Regions from separate parts of the Mus musculus genome. Here region 2 is linked to region 1. Evidence: chromatin contacts called from ENCODE Hi-C or POLR2A ChIA-PET data. All regions are on one chromosome and are shown on one strand. The core of a region is the stretch at or near the end of the contact, and the rest is flanking DNA. Distances in the headings are between cores, read along the strand shown. Region 1 holds the start of 4632427E13Rik (RIKEN cDNA 4632427E13 gene). Region 2 overlaps Rab30 (RAB30, member RAS oncogene family).

Evidence for each region. Hi-C counts contacts between places; a loop is a spot of excess contacts on that map. ChIA-PET counts read pairs that join two places held with the same protein, here RNA polymerase II (POLR2A).
Region 2: a map of left cerebral cortex shows a loop between it and region 1 (7-fold over the local background). The contact joins the enhancer-like site here to the promoter of 4632427E13Rik in region 1. A Hi-C loop is called at or near these places in 6 of 37 maps with a recorded cell type or tissue (gastrocnemius and left cerebral cortex). POLR2A ChIA-PET finds 5 or more read pairs at or near these places in 4 of 5 experiments (Patski and embryonic stem cell).

Annotation. Positions count from the first base shown.
Region 1 is chr7:92,739,551-92,743,150 of GRCm38, forward strand. 4632427E13Rik (RIKEN cDNA 4632427E13 gene) reads right to left here and starts at 1,909. Exons shown (of 2, transcript NR_015510.1): 1 at 1,512-1,909; 2 at 1,156-1,426. It overlaps Rab30 (RAB30, member RAS oncogene family), which reads left to right and starts at 2,164. Exons shown (of 5, transcript NM_029494.2): 1 at 2,164-2,292.
Region 2 is chr7:92,775,640-92,779,239 of GRCm38, forward strand. The region is part of intron 1 of Rab30 (RAB30, member RAS oncogene family); the gene reads left to right. Among named protein-coding and RNA genes, the nearest start is that of Rab30, 36 kb to the left of the region's middle. Within about 2 kb of position 1,617, at least 1 of the 3 ENCODE cell types and tissues checked has a DNase peak (open chromatin) inside an H3K27ac peak, as active enhancers do.

The DNA of each region.
Region 1 (3,600 bases), core at 659-3,158:
CAACTTGAAGAAATGGGGAGTATGGTATTTACCATAATCAAAGAGGAGGTCTTAAAGATACTTTTTTTTTTTTCTGGTAAAATGTTTTCCCTTAACTTTCTAAATATGGAATTTTTTTCCTGTGAAAGTTGAGACTTAATTTTTAGTCTTTCTAAAGACACTGATATTTTTTCCATGCATTTATGGTTGACTACCCACTATAGAGAAGGCTAAAATACTTCAAAGTACTCAATCACGTACAAATTATAGAAGCCATTACATTATATCACCCCCATTTTCCACACTATTTTCACCCATCCTGTTATTTTCTTTCAATAAATCAGTCTTCCACATAACTCAAACGAAGGTTACTGCTCATATAAACAAAGATTCATTAGCTTGAACCATTTCTACATTTCCATCAAAGGACAGAAAGAAAATGGTAGCTATTGGTTCCTTCTGGTACTTACCAACATTACAAGCAGAAGAGCGTAGTATTTCTGAGGCTTCACGTTGCTGAATCCACAAGAATGGCATCTGCCACTTCTGTGGCTGCTTCTCACACCACAAGCCAATCTTTGAAAAAACGTCCTTTTTAAGTACCATCATCTCCATATATCTTTGAAGGTTCCTGTTGTGTTTTGGAAATTTAAAAAGCAGCCTGCCTAGCTTTTTGAAAGGAAGACCTACTGGAACTTTATTAATTTCTAACAGAGGCACCGTATATATTTTCACTGATGCAAACAGACCAGTGCTAGGGATACAATCCAGGGTCTTGACTGTGCTGTGGGAATCCTCACCACCGAGCTAGCCATCTCCTTCGAAAAGCTCAGGAGGGGAAAAATAAAACACTCAAATTACGCATATCAGCATTTTTAACTTTTCAGAGACCCTCAGTAGGTCTTTTGGCATCTTTCTATAGTGAACTTCAGAACCTGAAAAACAAACACACAGTACTGTTTGAGTTACTGGAGAAAAGGTGTTGAGATGCTGAGCAAATAGGCTCAAAAGTTCTTTAAGTATTCTGAATGTATTTTCATCGGTAAGGGTACCAAGTGGTTAAGGGAAGGGGATGATGTGTTAACTAACGTTATCTGCACGAAGATGTCACAACAAAACACATTATTTTGCACAATATAGGTAACAAAAGAAAAGGGAAGTTTTCCACAGTTATCAACTTCGAATATACGCAGTATTTTAGCACAGTTCATTTAGCGTTAGTCGAGAAAGACTGCTCACTTGCAGTCCCTTTTCAATGTCGTTTACGTTCGCTGGTGGGGTAAGAAAGGTTAGGTGCTAACTTCTTTTGGTAGATCCTTCCTTTGTCAGTTTCAGGGCCAAGCTCCACAACCCTTCGCGATCACATTATCTAGCAAAGGATTTCTTTGAGGCCCTTTGCAATTCACGACCGAACGAAAATTCAGTGGTGGGAGCAGGGGTCTGACACCTGAGGAAATGATCATGAGGGATTAAGAAAAATGACAAGGCAAAAAATAAATAAATAAAAATAACCTAGGTTTAGCTCCACTCACAGGGTGCACGCGAGCTTTTCGTCTTACAGGCGCGAGGCCCGTCGTCCCGAGTCCCCACACCACAACAAAGACACATTTTGCCCAGAGAGTCTCCCCAGGAAGTCTAAGGGTTTCTCCACGCTCAGTAAAGCGACTCCCTGTGTCCCGGGGTGGCGAGGCCTTGTGCAACCCCAGCGGGTTGCGGTTCACTCCGACTCGCGATGGCATTTCTGGCTCGACAGCCCTGAAGGTCCCCAGTGTAGCCTCCGTTCAGTCCTAGCCGGTGCGCGAGGCTATCAAGTTCTACATCCTAGCCTCACCATTCTCACCATGCCACCTTTCGGCTCCACGAGCCCCTCGAAACCTCGGCTCGCCGCAGCTCCAGGGCTCCAACATGGCGGCCGGTCCAGTTCTTCTCTGGGCGCTCTGACCAGAGCATCCTGGGTATTGTAGTTCCAGCTGTAGCCTCTACGTCGCTCCCGGACTTCAAAGGACTACAGATCCCAGAGTGCACAGCTCTGGAGCATGGCTATTGGGGCCGCTCGGACAGAGGGATGATGTCATTGCAAAACCCTACTGCATTCATTGTGCTACGGTCTATCCACCCCCCGCCCCCCCGCTGCTGCTGCTGGGCTCGCTATTGCCGCTCGCTCCAGCTGAGCCCTGAGTAGCAGCAGGACCAGGGCAGGGACTGACTCCAGTCCTTGGACTTAGGACACCGCAGCACCTTCTCTTGCGTGCGTGACTCATTCGTATATCATTTCTTTTTATGCCTGGGGTGGGGAGAAAAATCCCAAACCAGGTGAGTTGAAGTGATTTATTCAAATCGTTTTCCCAAGTTATCCCTCCCGCTTAGTTCTCAAGGCTTTCTTTTGAGAAGATGGGGCCGGGAATGGGGGTATGGATTCGGGAGGTTCTCACCGGCGCTGCTAAGAGCTAAATAGCTCTGTGCAATTTGGGTCACTGCAAAGAACAACTCCTGCAACCTGCCCCCGCCAGAGGACTGGTGCCTGCCAATTTCCTTGCTTCAACTCCCTTTAACCTTTTTAAGGCTAGGAGAGGGGGCTGGGCTGGGAAGGATGTTGGGAAGTGCACTTGGAAAACACGAGGAGGGCAAAGGTGGGGGACTGCAGTCCTGTCATTCCACGACCCCAGTGCTGAGGTTTGAGTGGGAAAGGGTGATGTGTGGGGAGAAATGGAGACAGTAATTTAATGTGGCCGTACTTCTTGAGAACATTTGTGTCGCTTGGACTAGCACACACTATTTTTAAGATGAGCAGGTTTCTCTTGAGTCGCTTAAGTTTCGTAGGGCTTTATTTTATGTTTGTATGTTTGTGTCGTTTGTCTCGCCTTTTCCTGCTGATTTGAGGTGACAGTGTCCTTTAATGGTGCACTCCGTGCCAGTCAGAAATATTTCACGTGTCTAGGGAAGGATCTCTTCGGCTGCTAGAAGCTGCATTTTTGTTAAGCGTTTTCATTTTTTTGTGTTCTCCCGACTGCGGGATTCGGGATGGTTTGGAAGTAGAATTTGTGCTTGTGTGAGTGTTTTAAATTACATCGCGATAGGCTCTTGCCACTGACAATGGTACTGTAACAAGCTGCCGTTTCTGAGGCTTAGTCTCCACTCAGAAATAACGGTTTGCAGACGGAATCGATTAGGAACCTGGGTGCTTTCTTGTTCTTTTTCTTTTTAACACTTTAGGGGAAGGAAAAGTTGAATGTTGTGTCACCCCGTTACTGGACTTTAATGAAAGGTATCCAAGGACAGAGAACCTGACCTGGGAAACTAGGGAGCGTGGTAGTGTGCTGTTTGTTTGAATTTTGTTTTCCAACGAACTGACACGTTTAATAAGGCAGGCAACATTCTGACTTGTATGATGCTGGCTCTCCTCTTAAGAGTTACAGGGATGAACGCTGCAATAAATATGTTCCTTTGAGATAAACAGCTGGCTGGCTCCGGAACAGATGGGGCCAGTCTTAGCTGAGAGATATACAACCTTGGAAATGAATGGACTTTGGGTCAACCACACCCCCTTTAGGAATGTCAAAAGAAGGAGAACCGCCAGAGTATTTGCTTAACTCCAAAAGGCTAAAGCTTTTTTCACAGCCT
Region 2 (3,600 bases), core at 367-2,866, 36 kb after region 1:
AGGGTGTCATGTCCCTGTGATACGCCCTTCTCAAGAGACACTTGCCTGGCTTGGAAAATGGTTCCCACTCAGTGCATGAGCTGTCAGACTGGGTGGGGCTCAGTATGATCACCTAGGAGTGTCAAGCACAGAGCTTTCATTGGGGCACAGAACACAGTTCCTGAGAGCTATGTGAGCAAACCTGGCAACACGTAGCTCCTGTCTTGTCAAGATGGATTGGGATGCTCTGTCTAGACAGTCCCTTCCTTTGGGAAATCAGTTGCTCTAGGTAGAGGCACATGGTCTCCTGTTAAGAATATGAAATGAGCCTGTGTGTGGTTGGGTGGAGGCTGCTGTAAGCTTGTGTGGATTGATGAGGTAGTGTGCAGGAAGGAGCTGCTGGTCTCTCACACATGGGGGTCTCTGGCTAAGGGTGGCAGCCTCCTCTTCCCCACATGCAGAGTCAGCAGAGTCCACGTGCTTGAGAAGGGAGGGGCTTAGTGATCAGACTTCCCAGGGCCAGTGGTTCTGACTCTGCAGGGTACCAGGAGGGACTGAAGGTAAGCTTAGAATGTACTGGGAAGGACCAAGCTCTGTGAGACTTGCTTGCTTGGCCTGATGGCCTAAGCTATTTCCTTGTGTAGGCAGGCTGCAGGAGCTTTAAGGTGGAAATTCAATAGCCTAGAGTTAAAATCCTGGTGCTGGTTAACATCAAAGCCATAGTTTGTTCATAGTAAATTGGGGGTAAAAGTGACTCCTATCCTATCTAATTGTTCTGCCGATTACATGATAGAATGTCATTGAATAGCTTAGCTTAGTGCCAGGCACATAACCAGTGTACAGCTAGTGAACATTCTCTTCTCGCTCCCTCTTCTTCTTATTAGGGAGGTAGTCCAAGGTGTTTAGCTTGATTCTTTTCCACCTCAGTGCTGAGGATTCAACCCAGGGCCTCACAGGCGCTAAGAGCTTTTGTTTTGTTTTAAGACAGGGGTGGGGTGTGGGGGGCATAGGGAGGCTCACTCTGTGACTCTGTCTGGTATAGAAGCAGGCTCACAGCAGTCTTCCTTCCCCAGCTTTCCAATGTGGAGACTACAGATGTGAGCCAACATTCAGGCTTTAGTTTGTGGTCATTCTCTCTGTCTCCTGGGACTCATGTTGTATAGGCTGGCCTCAAATTCACCTTGAACCACTGCTTTCTTGCCTCTCCCCAAGTGCTAGGATTACAGGCATTTGTCACCGTGCCTGGGTTATGTGGTGTTAAGGATCCAGCCCAGGGTTTCCTGCAACCATGGTAAGTAGTCCACCAGCAGGCTGCATCCCCATCCCAAGCCCTGGAGTTTGTGTTTGCGATGTGCTATACTGAGCTAAAGTTTGGTCTTGGTACCCTGAAGAAGTTAACCCGCCTCTCTGCGTTGGTATTCTTTTCCATCACACCAAGTTCACAGTTGCCATCTGCATAGAGATGGGGGCAAGCTTGAGATCAGCATCACTGCGGCGGCAAGTGTTTCGGATGCATACTGCCTTTCCCTCTGCTTTGAGTTTGTGAAATCTGGTCCCTTCCCTTTAAGCTTGTTAAGATTCTCCACTAGCTTTGTATGCAGCTGTGGGCAGGCAGGCAGCTTTGGCAGAAGGAAAGAGGAGCCTTTAAAGAGAAGAAAGACGACTGTTTCATAATCTGTTGGCACAGATCTGCTGCAGCCACACCCCGTGCTCCGCAGGGTCCCAGGTCCTGTTGCAGTCAGCATGCGCCTTGCTTTAACCTAAATAATCTCAGAAAGCAGTTGCTGTGAAAGGCGGCACTGAATGCAGAGAGGGTTTTTTTTCCCCCTCTGCACTCTGGGAGGAAGCTGGCTCAGGGATTTTTAGCTGCAGAAGGAGGGGCATTCGGGCTTGGACTGCAGTCCTGCCTCGCAGCCAGGGGTTTTCTGGTTTTCATTAAAATTCTTGGGCTGTCTTTGGAGATTGCTCCATTGGATATGACTGTGCTGTAGCTGTGCGTGCCGCTCTCTCAGCTTCACCCCCATCAAATACCAGTGACCCCGAGGAGGAGGAGGAGGAGGAGAGAATAAAAGGTGGGAGACAGCCTGGCAGAGGGGTCTGCGGAGGGGGACCCCTAAACTGTAAAGTTTGAGTTTGCTGAGTCCCAGATACATACAAGACAGCAGCCACGGCCAAGCTGGGGATGGGTGGGTTGCAGCTAGCTCTTGAGGGCAAACGGAGATCTCCGTTAATGTTAATGAATCAGTTCTACCTGATACTTCTTTGAAGGTGTTAATACCTTTGTGTGCCCAAGAGGGTCTGGGTCAGGGTTTGGGCCAGTTCTCTGAGGGTGCCAGACTTTTTAAAATGTTAGTTTCTGGGTGCTGAAGTTATCTCGCTTGGGAGGGAACCCCACACCTGGAAAGCTGGGTGACCTGTGATTCTGTGGTTAACTTGCTCCGGGACCTTGTACCAGTTAGGGTTCCAGCCTGGACTTGCTAGTGTGCTTCTGAGGATTAAAGGAGACAAATTATGTAAAGCTCTTGGCAAATCCTATATTCTCAACCACCACAGACGTTATTATAAATCGGGCTAGATTTGACCTGTCACTTCGGCTTGCCAAGCCGTATCCCAGTTCTGTCATCTGAAGCCCCCCTCCCAGCTTTATGCCACTTATGAATTTGAGGCAAATGAATTCCCTGGGGCAAGATGGAAGTCTTCTTACTGGAAAAACATATGAAGCCATATTATTGGGTTTCCCAGGAAGAAGTTTAAGATGTCAGATAGTTCATCACTAGGTAACTTGGTGGAAGGAAAGGGTTTTTCTTTAATCATTCTTGATGGATAGATTTTGAGAAAGCCATTTTAATTGATCTTGGGAATAAATATCCTCCAATGATACCCTCAAAAGAGCATCCCTGACGGGGGCTCATCCGCCTTCCCGTAAACTGCAGTTCTAGGCATTCTCATTGTACCTTTATCTGTAAACCCTGCGTTTTAGTTTCGGTGGATGGTTCACAAGAAAATCAAGGTAACCTGAAACAAAACACAAGACTAAGGAGCGCTTTTAAGCTCGAAGATTAAAATGAAAATGAAGTATCTGTCGTTCAGTTAATTAGATGGAAATCATTGATTCCCTAGAAACAGCGTTTACGGTGACTCTCCTGACTTTGTGGTTATCATTCCCTTCCTTTTCTTGGGTTTAACCAGACCTGGTTGTATTATTTAAAATATGCTGCGTTTTCTTCTTCTGTTTTGTTTGTTTGTTTGTTTGTTTGTTTGAACAGAAGCAAGCACAAACCTAAATGGGTGTAACCCTGGGTCAGTCCGGTTCTTAGCTCCTCGGGATTGTGGAAGGTTCCAAGGAGAAAGTAGGAGACATGGAGAATAAGTGTGAGGGGTATCCAAGAGTTATAACCTGGTCAGAGTGGACTGCTCTCTTGTTTGTAGTTTCCCTGACTTTCCTTCAGCTCTTAGGAGTAGCTCAGAGTCAAACTCCTATAAGTTAAAGTGAGAGCCATCCCTAAACCCAAACAGGCATGGAAGAGTAGGTGCACAGCTAACTCTCAAGTCAAGAGCAGAGAGCAACCTGCTCCCCCGCCCACATGCATTCTTGCATTCTTTGTCAGGTTAAGGTAAGTA